Regions from separate parts of the Mus musculus genome. Here all the other regions are linked to region 2. The links are chromatin loops, found by intact Hi-C in ENCODE. Cell type or tissue: heart. All regions are shown on one strand.

Region 1 (5,000 bases), 160 kb after region 2:
TTTATTGATGACTTACAGTCGGCAGCCGAATTCCCAACAATTGTTCAGTCTGTGAATGGAAGTCCAAGGATCTAGCAGTTACTCAGTCTCACGCAGCAAGCAGGCAAAGGAGCAAGAGCAAGAGCTAGAGCTAGACTCCCTTCTTCCAATGTCCTTATATTGTCTCCAGCAGAAGGTGTAGCCCAGATTAAAGGTGTGTTCCACCACACCTTTAATCCCAGATGAAAGGCATAGCCCAGATTAAAGGTGTGTTCCTTAAACTCGGAGATTCAATCTTCTGGAATCCATAGCCACTATGGCTCAAGATCTTCAAACCAAGATCCAGATAAGGATCTCCAAGCCTCCAGATAAGGGTCACTGGTGAGCCTTCCAATTCCGGATTGTAGTTCATTCCAAATATTGTCAAGTTGACAACCAGGAATAGCCACTACAATCCACCCCTTGTCAACTTGACACAAATAATATCTCGTGTTCACATGAAACAATAACAAGGTTGTAAATACGCCTAACCAGGAATAGCCACTACAGTCAGCCAGCTTCCTTATCTGGCTCTGTACTTAGCCTGCTAGTATAGTTGGGAACGTCCCTTCAGAGGGGGAAGGGGCTGAGTGGTCTTGAATTTATTTTGGATTCTACTTTCAGAATATGCAACATGCATGCTTTGCATAGTACATGCCATCACACCACCAATGCATGTCACCTGTAAGACCCTGGTTCAGATTTAAGTATGTTATAAACTGCAGTTCTTGTTCCTTACATAGTTATCTGCTCTTCTGAATCACAGCTTTTTGGGTTAGGGGTTTTTTTGGTAGAAAACAAACACATTTCACACTATCCTACCGTCACCCCTTGCCATTTATTCCTGCACTGTAATACGTCAGATGCATCAGCAATCCGTCTCACTAGTATGCAAAGTTGTTTGCACCTTTAAAAAATATCAATGCTAGATATATGCCAAAACATTATTTTAAAATAAAGTTCTTATTATCAGCAAATGTTTCATATGCACATCTATTTTGTACAGATGAATATCTAAGGACATAAAGATATTTCCTGGTGGAAAAATGGGGTCTCAAGTATAAAGCATTTCAGAATCCCTGACTTTACTTCCACACAAAGGTAACAAGGTTAATAACCATTTACACATGTATCAAGTCCCCTCAAAAGCAAAAATGAATTGACAGATTACACTGACCACTGGGAAAATACGCACACCAATCTCTAGCACAGACAACATGCCAGAGTCCTGGAAAATGAGTCTAGTCACCTAACATCACCCCAGGAAAGGAAGACTAGGTACATATAGCTAGAACCCTACTGTCCAGTGCATAGGAATCTACAGTAACCTATCTAGATCCAGAGCAAACTCTCAGTTCTATATGCTAATGGAAAAGAATCCACTCGTTTCCTGGTCAATCCTGAAAATTTGACCTCAAAGGTCCCATTTCTCTCTAGTAGGGCATTTTGTTAACTGCTGCTGCTGACAGTCGGTCGAGCTTTCCTCTAACCTGCTCCAGGGAGCTAACAGGGCAGGAATCATTAGACCTCCGGCAGCCTGATGAAAGTGCACTGCACAGACAGACCCAGACCCTCCAGTTCCCATCAGGAGTCTGTCCAGATACTTACTGCCATATCTCTAACAGTTGGCTTGTGGGAATACAGGCTAAAATTCAGAAAGCTCTGGGAACAAAGGGACCTGGACACATGAATATCTCTTTCAAGCTATAAAGATGCACAGCTCTAGGGAGAACTAACTACCATTACTTAAACAGACATGATATGAAACTGCCGCTGCCAACATCCCCTATAACCTGAAGATGCTTTGTTCTGCAGCAGGCAGTGGTTGATGCAGGGACTTCCAGCTGGTCAAGGTGTACAGAACAAGGCACTGGACAACTGAGCCTCGAATGGCGCACCTCTACCACATTCCCTATGCCCAAGGCTCGGGGTCATCTTGGGAGAAGGGGAAGAAAGTCTAGGAGGCAGGTGCTAAGGAGGACTGCTCTGAAACACTGCTTTCCCCACCTGTCAGGGACACTGAACTCATGAACTCACAGAAGCTATGACTACAGGCTCAAGATTAAGTCAGGTGAAATTCCAACGTGCCTGGGCTGAGAGGCTCCGAGGCAAGGAGAGTAAAGTTTGCCGTGGCTGTAGCCCAGGCTGCCCGCATTCAGCAAAGACCGTAGACCCTTCTCATGCTGGCAGTGCTAAGTAGTGTAAAGGTTTGTTTTTGTTTTAAATTACATTAGTTGGGGGAAAATTTTTTGGTTTGGTGGGCATGGAAGGAGCTAGAGAAAGGATCTGAACAAAACACATCATATATCACAGGAACTTCTCAAGAGAGTTTTTAAAAGAAGATAAATGCTTAACTATTATAAATTTAGTAATTAGATGTGGTCTATGTGCAGGCTTTGATGGCCTCTTTACTCTGAGACACTATCCTGATGAGAAGCAGGTGCTTTTTGGCAAAGACTTTGTATGATAAAATAGTTTTGTACTGAAGTAAAGGATTGTGAAAAGGAGATCAGAAAAAAAAAAACAAAAAAACAAAAAAACAAAAAAACCAGAAAATTCATGTCACAATGAGACTTATACAAACTAACTTAAGGGACATTGCTAAAAATACATAAAGCTTTCAAAGAGCAAAGACAATATGTTTTCTTAAAAAAAATTTTTTTTTGCAGTTTCTACTAAGTTTGTCAAGATTTTAAATACAGGGTTGGAGAGATAGCTCAGTCTCTCCTAAAGTCCTAAATTCAATTCCTGGCACCCACATGGTGGCTTCTATAATGGGATTTGATGCCCTCTTCTGGCATACAGATGTACATGCAGGTAGAGCACTCATACATAAAAAAATTAGATGAGCATAATGGTACATGCCTTTAAAAAAAATGGGGCTGGTAAACTGGCTCAGCAGTTAAGAAGAGCACTGGCTGCTCTTCCAGAGGTCCTGAGGTCAAGTCCCAGCAACCACATGGTGGCTTACTACCATCTATAAGGGGATTTGATGCCCTCTTCTGGCCTGTGCATCAGAGCACTCATACATTAAATAGATAAAATTACAAATATATATATTTCAATTACAAAAAGTCTTACTGTGAGTCAAGTTTTTAGTGTTACAGAACAGCAGTGTTTCAAACCACAGTTTGTCCTTCAAATCTGTTGTAACTACACTATGGGCATTTAACAGTTATATTGGAATCTAAGACCAGTAAGACAAGGGGTTGAGATGACAATCAATATTTTAGCTAGGTCACAGGAGACCAGAGGATAAACACTTCTTACCAAGACCTTGACCCATCCCGCAGATCACACAACTGATTGAAAGGAGCAAAGGAGGCTAAGGTTCTCCAAACAACCTGCTCAAAGAAACCCTCAAGGAGCCCCGTCTACCCATAACAGGGTCTAATGTGTGGCTATCTACAAGGTCTTAAACACCCAGGAGAAAAGGCTAATCCCAAATAGTATTACAAAATGAAATCCATCAACTCCCAATCATCCTTGCCGAATTCTGCTGAGTCCTGGTATCTACAGTCCCTACAAAGAGAGTCATTCAAGTAACTAGCTCCAGCCAACTTAAAAACCTTATCTGACCCTGAAAGCCCTCAACTCAATAGATCTCAGAGAAAACTAAACACTGGCTTTTTCTTCCTTGTAAACGCCAGGCTTTATTGGACAATCTGGCCAAAGTTTGAATGCAGCGTCCGTGCTGCCAGCACCCATTTTCAACAATTTAACTATGCTAGTCAGTGGGAAAATATAGATAAAATGGACCAAAAAAAAAAAAAGCTTGGGCTGACTGTGGCTGTGAAGGGCTTTTGCCAGCCTTACACCCCCCATCCCCACCCCCCACCCCCCACAGGTTCCCTTTTCTGCCGGGGGGGAGGGGGGGAAGGGGGTCAAGGCTAGGCAAAGTTCGGTTCTCCAACCACAGTTCTTGGGAGGAGCAGGAACATTCTTGAGAAAATGTACTGATAGTCACCTGACCCTCTGCAAAGTCCCAGATAGAGTTCAAATGCGTGCCATGATCTGCCCATGCTTGCTAGCCAATAGATTTAAAAGTCAATATGCTTAGCCAATAAGTTTAAACTGTAACCTTGCTGATGTAACCTGTGCCCCCTAAAAACTATAAAAACTGTGTAATAGCCATTCGGGGGTCACCTAGTCACTTGTCTTGAGGGTCTAATTGAAGGTTGATCCTGATGTGCCGGAAAATAGGCCTCTTGCTTTTGCATCGATCTGTGTCTCAGTGTCTCACTCGGGGGCATCTCGAAGTATCACTAGTGGATCGAGGGTTGGGGTCTTACAGCCAAGCTAGAAAAGGTATTTGCCACCAAGACTGATGTCCACCACATGCACACTATAGCATACCCCCTTATAAATAAATGCAATAAAGCAAAATGTCAAAAATGAAAAGCAAGGTATGTGTGCATTCCTGCAATCCTGCTCAGAGGTAGAAACAGGTGGTCTCTGTGGGTTATAGGCTGGCCTAGTTTACATATTAAGTTCCAGGTTAGCCAGAACTACATACTAAAACCCTGCCTTAAAAAAAAAGCAACTCGGGGCTGGCGAGATGGCTCAGCAGTTAAGAGCACTGACTGCTCTTCCACAGGTCCTGAGTTCAAATCCCAGCAACCACATGGTGGCTCACAACCATCCGTAATGACATCTGATGCCCTCTGGTGTGTCTAAAGACAGCTACAGTGTACTTACATAAAATAATAAATAAATCTAAAAAAAAAAAAAAGCAACTCGGGGCTGGTGAGATTGAAAGACCTCACAACGTGAGGACTCAGGAGAGGCGACACCCTAAATCACTCACGAGAAAGTCTTGTTGCAAACTGCAAGAGGACTTTTAATTCAAGAGCGCTCTCGGGCCCACGGTCATACACCACGCAGGGGTAGAGGACCGTGGCGCCCTGAGTAGATCCAGGGACACTGGGAAAACAGACCTGGTGTCTACTGGGAAATAAGACTTTACTGAGAAAAATATGTAT
Region 2 (5,000 bases):
TACAATACATGCATAAAAGGAGACGCCCATTAGCCAGATAACCTGACGTGGAGAACCTTTGTCTGATCCTTTTTGCCACTGCTTTCTGGTCAGGTCTTGGCCTTTTCTCTTTCTGTAAAAATATAAATATTTATGTTATTGTATTACTTTGTCAATTGTGAGAATGTATGTGATTTTTGAAAACTTTAACTTGAAATATATATTTTGGAGTGTCCTTGATAAAGTTAATGTTACCACATTTTTGAGGTTAATTTTATCTACAAGAAACATAATTATTTGTTTAAAAGAATAGATCCTCTGAAGATGAAATACTCATTTTTCTAGGGCCCTATCTCACCTTGAGATCCTTGTCTTTAAAAGAATATTTTTATGTATATGGATGTTCTGTCTACATGTATGTCTGTGTATCATGTGTGTACCTAGAATCCACATAGGCTGAAGGGGAAACTGGACAGCTAGGGCTGGAGTTACAGGTGGTTGTGAGCCACCACGTGGGTGCTGGGAATTAAACCTAGTTCCTCTGGAAGAGCAACCAATGCTCTTGATTGCTGAGCCATGTCTCAAGCCCCTTGGTTAGATGATGATAATCTGGGATTGTATGCATTACCACCATATCCAGCAATGATTTTTTAAAAAGATTTATCTATCTATCTATCTATCTATCTATCTATCTATCTATCTATTTATTTATTTATTATATGTAAGTACACTGTAGCTATCTTCAGGCGCACCAGAGAGGGCATCAGATCTCATTATGGGTGGTTGTGAGCCACCATGTGGTTGCTGGGATTTGAACTTTGAACCTTTGGAAGAGTAGTCGGGTGCTCTTACCCACTGAGCCATCTCACCAGCCTGATTTTTTTTTTTTAAATGAGAAAAGTTATTCCAGCTTATAAGCTTAAGAAAGAACTGCTATGGGTCAGAGACTCACACAGAAATGTTAGGAGACAACTGCAGTGGTCTAGGGGTGTGCTCTTGAATCTGTAGCATGGCTTCTGGGATAGACCAGCTTCATACATGGGAGCTATTGTACTGGTGGGTGCTGCTATCCTTATTACCACTATGATCAAGACATTAATGAAAGGTCAACGCTACAGGGCGTGGTAGTAGGAAAAAAAACCTACAAGTTTAGAGTAGCAATACTGCTTTATCCATGCTAGCTAGAATCAAATTGTTTACAATGAAACCAAGGATTACAGAGGCAACAGCCCGAAGGCACAACGGCTACATAAATTTCCAATGACTCATTCCCAAGACTGACCTACACAGCCACACCCCAAGTACCCACACCCCTTTTCCTGTTCAGTGCTTGAAAAAAAATTCAGGCATCCGTTCCCTTTGGTTTATAGGTAGCAAATTCTAACAACCCCACACACCACACACTTAAACAAAGCTCCTTCCATTTTCTATCATTTCACAGCTCCAAGGCACCAAGGAAATTTATTATTCTTGTTATACTGTGGTCCCAAGGATCTGAATTCTTAGAAGTTGCTCTTAAAGAAGTTCTTATTCCATGCCCCAAATTCAGTTTATTACAATCTATACATTTTTAAATTCTTTATTACTTAGAAAAACATCATTAATTTATTTCCTGTGTGTGTGTGTGCAGGTCAGAGGACAATTTGCTGGAACTGGTTCTGGGTCTAGAATTCAGGTCCCAAGACTTGGTAGCAAGCGCCCTCATAGCTAGCATGTGCTCTGTCGCTGGCCCCAAGCTTCCTATTTTTATTTAGCTTTGATTCTGGACTTGACCCTTCAACACTTTCAGTTTTTCTGTTCAATAAGCACAGTTGATCCTGTTATGGACTCATTTAGGACACAGAGACTCAACCATAAACCTTGCTACCATACATCTGTTTTACACAATCTCGTAAGGACTTTAGCTCTCACAGCACCAACCTAGGCACAGAGATTTTGGTGCTTTGTCGACCTTTTGACGTATAAAGGCAAACAGTTCTACTACCAGAGGTTTGGCAACCCATCTTTTTAGACACATTCTTGGAAAGCCTAGCAGAATGTCAAATGGTAAGACACTGTGAGGGTCTCCAAAAGACCCTCCCAGGAAGAGGAAAAGGAAAGTCAGATTAAAAGTTACTCGTGCAATAGTTTGTCCTGCTTTCTGCCTGTTAAACGGGAACTTTTATTAAATATGGACTTTCCGATTGTCCCTTCTCTCAAAGTGTTCTCACTGCTGGCTTTGGGTAGTTGACTGGGATTTAAAACCGAAGGGTCTGTTACTGTCATCTCTTTTCCCCACCAAACAAAGAACTAGTCACTGGCTGAGAGTGTGGGGACCCGCCAGAGTGGTCTCTCAGGAGGTCAAGCTGGCTGTCTAGTCCCACTTCTGGTGGCAGGATCAGGCCCAAAGGCCAGAGGGCCGGACCGGGTTCGTAAGGCCCACGGAGGAAGAAGGCAGGGCGGCGGGAGCTGACAGAGTCAGGAAGGGACCCGCTACGGCGTGCGTGGGTGCGTGCGGGATGGCAGGGCCCTCTCCCTAGGCAGTTCAACGGCAGAACCGTCTCCACCCAAGCGGAGGAGAGAGAGCAGTGCTCGCAGCTCCGGACCAGTCCCAACTTGGCCGCATCACGTGACCTAGCTCAGGGGCGGGGGCAAGCGGCCCGCCCGGCCCCGCCCACCCCGCGCGCATGCGTGTCGTCCGGGGCGCTGAAATTCAAATTTTGAACGGCCGTGGTAGCCTACCGACTCCGTGGGTGCGGAGGGCAGAGCCGACTGGGTGTGAGAGCGCCCGCCGCCTCGACTGCAGTCCTCCTCCAGGAGCTGCGCCGAGCCTGCACTCACTTCTTTCCTCTTCCTGAGTTTGAACCGTCGGACCCACCGTCTAGCCGTCCACTGGTGAGGCCTGGGGCGATGGACCCGTTTACCGAGGTGAGAGACTCTGCGGGCGCTGTGAACCATGACCCCTGCCGACTCCGGGACCCCCGCCCGCGCTGTCAGCCTGCGGCCAGCGTGGCGCGTGCGCACAGCGAGCGTGCAGCCGGACGGAAGCCGCGGGGTCGCAGCCGCCCCGGCTTCGCTGCTCCGTCCCTGGCTCTGGGGAAGGCAGGGCCTCAAAAACCCCATGCAAACCCCGAGCTCTGTAGTCGTTTAGCCTTCCTCCACTCCCCCAAGTGCTGGCTCGGGGTGTGAGCGCCTGGGCGCTCTGGCTTGAGCCTGCCCCCCCGGCTCCCGGGACTTAAAGCACGCTTCCCTCCATCCTTCATCCGTCTTGCTGTGACCCGGGAGAGTGCCGCTCAGGGGCCTAGTGGGACAAGCCCTGCCCTAAAGCTGGAATAGTTGGCAGGGTGGAGTCGGCCCAGTGACTCGTACTGTGTGCTTGGAATCTGATGGAAGTGATAAAGGACTTCACAGGCCCAGAGGAGCTTGAGCGCTTAAGAATCCTGTGATGAAACCACCGAAGTCTAAATGAGCAGGTGCTTTAGCCTGGCGTCCTTCATAAGTCACGGCTCTACTAACTTTAGAAAGAAAGTCTCATGCACAGGGTTGATACTGGTTGAAAGGAAACAGGGCTTATAGTTACCTCAGCGTGTACAAAACAAAATTATAAGTGTATGCTGTAGGGTTGGTACACCTCAGTGTTTATGTAGCGTATCATTTCAACAATGCTTTCCTCATCTCTTCCTTGGAAATAAGGTCTAGATTCCGTTGTTAATCTTATTATTTATGCCTAGTTTTAGCTTCACGTTGCAGCTGTACACCGACATTCAGGATTGCGTGTTGCTGTTGGCCCATTCTTTTATTGCAGGACAGTTCCTCTTTTTCTTTTGCTTCAAGCTGTTCTTTAAATTTCAAGACTTGTGAGTTTTGTAAAGTGGGCATACAGTGTTTCTGTACTACATTGAAAAATGTCGTAGAGGATAGTAATAATTTATTTTGGGTAGTGTAGTTAACAATTCCATAAGCTAAGCCCAAGATACTAGTTAAGGATTTCAACAATTAAAGATTTCAACTTGACAGTTATGCTGCCCCACACACCCTGTGCTCCGTTTGAAGTTCTCAGTTATCTTGAGGAAAACAACATTTTGATAACGTTAGAATTTCTAATAGAGGACTGGAGAGATGGCTCAGCTGCCAAGAGCACTGGCTTCTCTTCCAGAGAACCTAGGTTCAATTCCCAGCACCCATTTGAGTCTCATAAAAGCCTGTAACTCCAGTCTCGGGGAAGCTAATGTCTTCTTCTGGCCTCCAGGGACCCCAGATACATATGTGGTACCCAGACATACTTGTGTATGGTATCCCTATACAGACAAATAAATGAATTTGAAAAAAATTCATTTTAATAATAATAGAAGCAGCCACGACATATTTTGTAGCAGCTATAGCGAATAGGGACAATTATTCACCAAATATTTGTCACTTACATTGAATCTTTAAATTTTTATTTATATGAGCCAGGCTTTGTGGCGCATACCTTTGATCCTAGCGCTCAGCGGGCAGAGGCCTGAGGATCTCTTGAGTTCAAGCCAGCCTGTTATTCCAAATGCAACTAATATATATAATCATTTTCCAAGACAAGGTTTATATGTGTGTGTGTTTGCACATTGACTTATGAGTTTGAATTTTTTATTGAAAGCATTCTTAAAACTTGCATGCAGTAAAGTTACCACAATTCTAGATAGTATTGACTTTAAAAATGATATTTTGTGACTAAAAGAATAAAATTACTTAAAATAGTGCTATATACAGGAACAAAACTCTTTGGAAAGTTGGTTGAAATTTGTCCTTTAACTTAAAAATATCCTTTTGAAAGTAGTTCAAAACTCAGACCAAAAAATCTTCTTGTTTGGGTTCTTTTAGAATGTGTTTGAAAATGTGCATGCCTTAATGTGTAGTTTATATTATAAAAGCTAGGTCAGTTGCAGTTAGAATAACAGCTTTGAAATCTTTTCCTTAATTGGTAATGAGAACACAGAGTGAGTTCCAAGACTAGGTGCTCAGTGATAACATTCAGAACATTTTTGTACTGTGAAATGAGTTTCTAA
Region 3 (5,000 bases), 61 kb after region 2:
AAAAGTAATAAATTAACAGAAAACAAATATAAATGACCACTCTTAGGATAGAAAGCAGCTTTCTTAATGTAACTGGTTCTGCGTGCTTTGAAAGGTTAATACCTGAGAATCCATAAAGATGCAAAGTCAAATCATCTACAAACCAATAATAAGAAATTAGAAACGCCAGGGCCAAAAAGGGGGAGTGGGTGGGTAGGGGCTTGTGGGGGTGGGTATGGGGGACTTTTGGGATAGCATTGGAAATGTAAACGAGGAAAATAACTAATAAAAAAAAAAAAGAAAGAAGGGGAAAAAAAAAGAAAAGAAATTAGGGCCTTTCTGAGACCTGGTGGTGTATGCTGCAGAGCTCAGGCCAGTCTGCTCCGTCCTGACTCACCTCTGTTCGATTTTGCTGAGGAATAAGTCAGTCAGGAAGCCGCACCTCCGCCATGGCATTTAAAGATACCCAAGTGGCGATTCACCAAATTCGAATCACGCTCACCAGCCGCTCGCTGGAGAAGGTTGGTACGGACTTGATCAGAGGTGCAGAGGAAAAGAATCTGAAAGTGAAAGGACCGGTGTGCACACCTACCAAGACTTTGAGAATCACTGCCAGAAAAACACCTTGTGGTGAAGGTTCCAAGACATGGGATCGTTTCCAGATGAGGATCCACAAGCGACTATGATTTACATAGTCCTACTGAGATTGTTAAGCAGATTTCTTCCATCAGTATTGAGCCAGGAGCTGAGGTTGAAGTCACCATTGCAAATGCCTAACACAACTGAATAAATCGACTTGTTCAATTAAAAAAAAAAAATTGGGATGTGCTGTCCACATGAAAGTGCAGTATACAGTTACATTGACAGTTGATGAAAATATGGAAGGACCACCTTAGTTCTCAATGGGGAAGGGGAGGGATTTGCATTGATACTAGGCTGTACTTCTGGGCTAGCTCATATGGTTTTGAGAATATTTTCATTGTATTGAATATTTGCATTGGATATTTTGTAATGGACTTGGGAAAACTTTAAAAATGAGTCAAGTCAGAATGAAGAATTGAGTAAACAGTGAGCCAAGTGCAGAACTGGCTGTGGGACCGTGTGGTTGGGATGTTGTGGTTATAAAAAGATAAAGAGGTCTATGAATATGTTCTGTGGGGGTGTGGTGAGGTGTGGGGGAAGGAGTGCCTCAACGGGCCCATGCCAAGGCATCCCCCTCCCCTGAGGGACCAGCCACATGACAGTGTAGTATAGAATAGAGCTTATTCAGGGCATAGGGAGGGGAGTTAAGAGGCTAGTAGAGGCAGAGAAAGGCAGAGAGAGGGAGAGAGTAGAGAAGTGGAGGCTGACCATGTCCACGTGGAGAGAGGGGGGAAGGGAGGGGGAATTTAGACAGAGTGCTAACATTCTCCCCATTTTGGTTTAACTAAAAAAGAAAGATTAGAAAGATGTGATGGCAAAGCGGAAATAGGGTCGTTGTGATATCTGGCTGCTTCCTGCTGACACTGGGGTGACGTTGTCTCTCGGGAACCTAGAGGGATGGATGTGGGGATGTTTGCCCAGTCTCAGGAGAGTGGGCTGCTTCCTTGTCCAGGGTCTGTGGAGCCATCTGAGGACGGGTCAGAAGGAACAGGTCCAGGAGAAGCGTCTGTGTCTGAGACAGGAGATGGAGCATCTGGAGGCTGCTTCTCTGGAGCTGTCCTGGATGTAGTGAGCGCCTGGACTTGACAAGATGCTCAAACACAATATATTTATTATAGAGAGAGATTAAGTACTTTTGGAAGAAAGAATTTTTTTTTCTTAAGATGTACATTTGAAACCCAGGGGAATCTCATCCTCTGGAATAGGTTAGGCAGATGTACTTGTCTGGATGGAGCCTATTTGGTCCATGAGAGGCAGATCTGAGTGGGTTTCCTATAGCTTATCAGTTAAATCGATAACATGAGTGTACTGGCTAGTTTTGTGTCAACTTGACACAGCTGGAGTTATCACAGAGAAAGGAGCTTCAGTTGAGGAAATGCCTCCATGAGATCCAACTGTAAGGCATTTTCTCAATTAGTGATCAAGGGGGAAAGGCCCCTTGTGGGTGGTAACACTCTTGGGCTGGTAGTCTTGGTTCTATAAGAGAGCAGGCTGAGCAAGCCAGGGGAAGCAAGCCAGTAAAGAACATCCCTCCATGGCCTCTACATCAGCTCCTGCTTTCTGACCTGCTTGAGTTCCAGTCCTGCCTTTCTTTGGTGATGAACAGCAATGTGGAAGAGTAAGCTAAATAAACCCTTTCCTCCCCAAGTGCTTCTTGGTCATGATGTTTGTGCAGGAATAGGAAGCCTGACTAAGACAGTAGTAAATATATTCAGACAGGATAGGAATGATAACTTTAGGTAACTTTGACAGGTTGTGTAGGTAAAGTATATTTTGTATTAGCAAAGGAATATTTGGCTAGGACTAGAATAAGAAAGCTGGCACAGTGGCATAAGATGGTGGTGACAGAAATGAGTTTGTCCAGGCAGGTTCAGGCCATGACAACAGGCCAGGGGTGTGGGAGCATGGATAGATAAGTGCTTGGGCCGTTTGTGCTGCATAGCCCACATGGCGGAGGCTGGATGGCAGCAGTTCCCGTGGTAGAGGTCTGTGAGTCTCACAGCAGCCAGTAGGTGGCAGTGGTTCTGGGTGGCAGGGCCTTGGCGTTGGTGGCTGTAGCTGCACAGTGGCCCACATATCGCTGGCTGGGGCGTTAAGCCATGGTGGCTGTAGCTGCACAGCAAGGCCGGCAGACCTGTGGCTCCCCGGGCCGGTGGGTTGGGGCAGAACTGTGCAATGGGCCAGTGGCAGTTGAGGCAGAGGCACCGCAGGTCAGGCCTGTGAGTCTGTGCCTTTGAGGGGCGGGGATTCCTACCAGCAGCCAGAAGTCACGGCCCAGAGTCCACAGTGGGCGGGGAAAGGCAGCTCCTGAAAGAGCGTGTCGTAGCAACGTAGTTGGGGTGCACCCCACCGCTAGCCTTTATAAGTCCTAGACAGAGAGGGAAAGAGGAAGGGAGAAAGGGGCTCGCGTGTGCAGGAAAACGGCTTTGGCAGGGGCCAGCAGGTGGTTGTGCACATGGGACAGCAAGTCTCACAGACGGGACCTCTGGCAGGAAGCAACGGGCTTTTCCCACCACGAACTGAGAGTAAAGGAGCAGAGTGGGGAGGACAGCAAGTAGGGTCCCTAACTGGTGTGCAGCAGGCCACGAGTGAGGAAGGCAGAGACCAGCAGAGTGCACGCAGGCTGAGAGAGCCGAGTGCAACTGCCAGTCCGGGTGAGACTGTCGCAGAGAGCAAGAAGAGGGGAAGGGCAGCAGAGTCCCTGGCAGGGGGCCAGAGCCAGACCCGCTTGAACCGGCAGAACCTGCTGCCACAGTGGGAGTGAGAGCCAGCAACTGAGGGCTGGGGCGAGGGGAAAGTCTGAGCTACAGGTCTTTAGCGAGAAAGTGCTAGTTTAGCGGGGATGTAGACATATTATTTTAGACCAAGACGTCCCATTAAATAGGGACAGAGGTGGCGAAGAGTGACCCCTGGGCGAGAGAATAGCATTATTAACTGCTACTACCAGCGTCCTGAGGGCATTAATAACCCGAGAGAGATTCTAGCACAGGCCAGACTGCCAGGTCATCACCTGTGGGCCGGGAGCCAAGGCTCAGAGCCTGTGCTCTTGAGCCAGAGACCAGTTCACCTTGGCTGGGAATTTCTGAGAAAGAAACTGTCTCCAAGGAGAGGGAAATCTCACACAAGGGGCAAAGTCCTAAAATGGGGGTCAGGGCAGCAGAGGCGTAGCTCTGAGCTCAAGAACTCTCCCCCTGGGACCATGACGGGTTTGCTCTGACCAGTGGGGGATGGGGGGGGGAGGGGGTTACCAGTGAGTGTGGATCTCTTGTGGTGGCTGAAATGGGATGCAAACTGCAGAGTTTCTAGATCCAAGTCTCGGCACCAATGCTGTGATTATAAAAAGGTAAAGAAGAATTAAGATATGTTCTATGGGGGTGTGGTGAGGTATGGGGGAAGGGGATGCCTCAGCCGGCCCATGCCAAGGCATCCCCCTCCCGGAAGGACCAGCCACACAACTGGTATTGTATAGAATAGAGTTTATTCAGGGCATGGGGAGGGGAATTAAGAGAGTAGTAGAGGCAAAGAAAGGCAGCGAGAGGGAGAGAGTAGAGAAGTAGAGGCTGGCCATGACCATGTGGAGTGAGGGGAAGGGAAGAACACAGGAGGGCAAGAGAGAAAAAAGCAGGGGTAAGAGAGAGAGGAGGGGCAAGCAGCCCCTTTCATAGTGGGACAGCTGTTGTCAGGTAACTGGGGAGGAGCATACCTGGCTATTGCCAGGTAAGTGTGGGGCAAGTTTAGACAGAATGCTAACAGGGGGGTCTATCTGGAGTTTACAGGCCAAACAGTGAAGGAAGGATGTGTCTGGAAGGAGAAATTGCTGATACGGGGCTGAGAGAACCAAAAGGAAAGGGAACCTCCAAAATACTGATGAAGGGGGGCTGTAGGGCGGGAGGTGAATGTGGGGTGCCGGGTAAGAAAGAGGCATAGACCAGAACTCGGCCGCCACCCTTTACTAAGAACTGGATACCCAGAGTTAGGAGTCATGAGGGCCAAGCAGGTGTGGAAGGCTCTGTAGGCCCTCCTCTTCCAGGTCCATAAAATGGTAGGAACCAGCTTGAGGCAGGGGAATTGCAGTGTGGGAAATTGCACAACTGTTCCATGAGACAGTCAGGGATCACCAACCTCAGCTGGTAAGGAGACTGCAAAGGCCTCTAGTCAGAGATCTCTAATTCCTAAAAGAATTTATACTGTCAAGAGACTAAGCCCTAAGAGGCAATCTACTACCTCTCTGATTTTCATTTTGATAATGGAATTTCACATCAGTCTAAGTGTGTGGTTGCTGAGACAGCCAGTGTGTCAGAGGGCAGCCTGGGCTAGAGACCGAAAGCCTCTGTCAAAAGAGCTAATAAGGATTTTCACAGTTCAACATAATTCATGTA

Evidence for each region. Hi-C counts contacts between places; a loop is a spot of excess contacts. Peaks named below come from ENCODE experiments on the same cell type or tissue, not always from the same donor. Only the 100,000 strongest peaks of a DNase experiment are listed, where the experiment ranks them.
Region 1: it touches region 2 in a loop (2.2-fold over the local background); 3 of 42 quality-filtered maps call a loop at or near these places.
Region 3: a loop joins it to region 2, with 2.0 times the contacts of the local background. A loop is called at or near these places in 2 of 42 quality-filtered maps.

Annotation. Positions count from the first base shown.
Region 1 is chr9:22,228,572-22,233,571 of GRCm38, reverse strand. The region is part of intron 1 of Zfp809 (zinc finger protein 809); the gene reads right to left. Among named protein-coding and RNA genes, the nearest start is that of Zfp809, 5.4 kb to the right of the region's middle. In heart, a CTCF peak has its summit at 2,821 (motif pointing left); no DNase peak of the experiment used is centred here.
Region 2 is chr9:22,386,856-22,391,855 of GRCm38, reverse strand. Anln (anillin, actin binding protein) reads left to right here and starts at 2,650. Exons shown (of 24, transcript NM_028390.3): 1 at 2,650-2,886. The coding sequence starts at 2,869. It also overlaps a transcript of 9530077C05Rik not described here. In heart, a CTCF peak has its summit at 2,539; DNase peaks (open chromatin) are centred at 2,565 and 3,105; H3K4me3 peaks cover 3,149 bases; H3K27ac peaks cover 3,305 bases.
Region 3 is chr9:22,325,929-22,330,928 of GRCm38, reverse strand. It overlaps the pseudogene Gm6607. Among named protein-coding and RNA genes, the nearest start is that of Zfp810, 21 kb to the right of the region's middle. In heart, no CTCF peak of the experiment used is centred here; a DNase peak (open chromatin) is centred at 2,908; H3K4me3 peaks cover 1,471 bases; H3K27ac peaks cover 1,319 bases.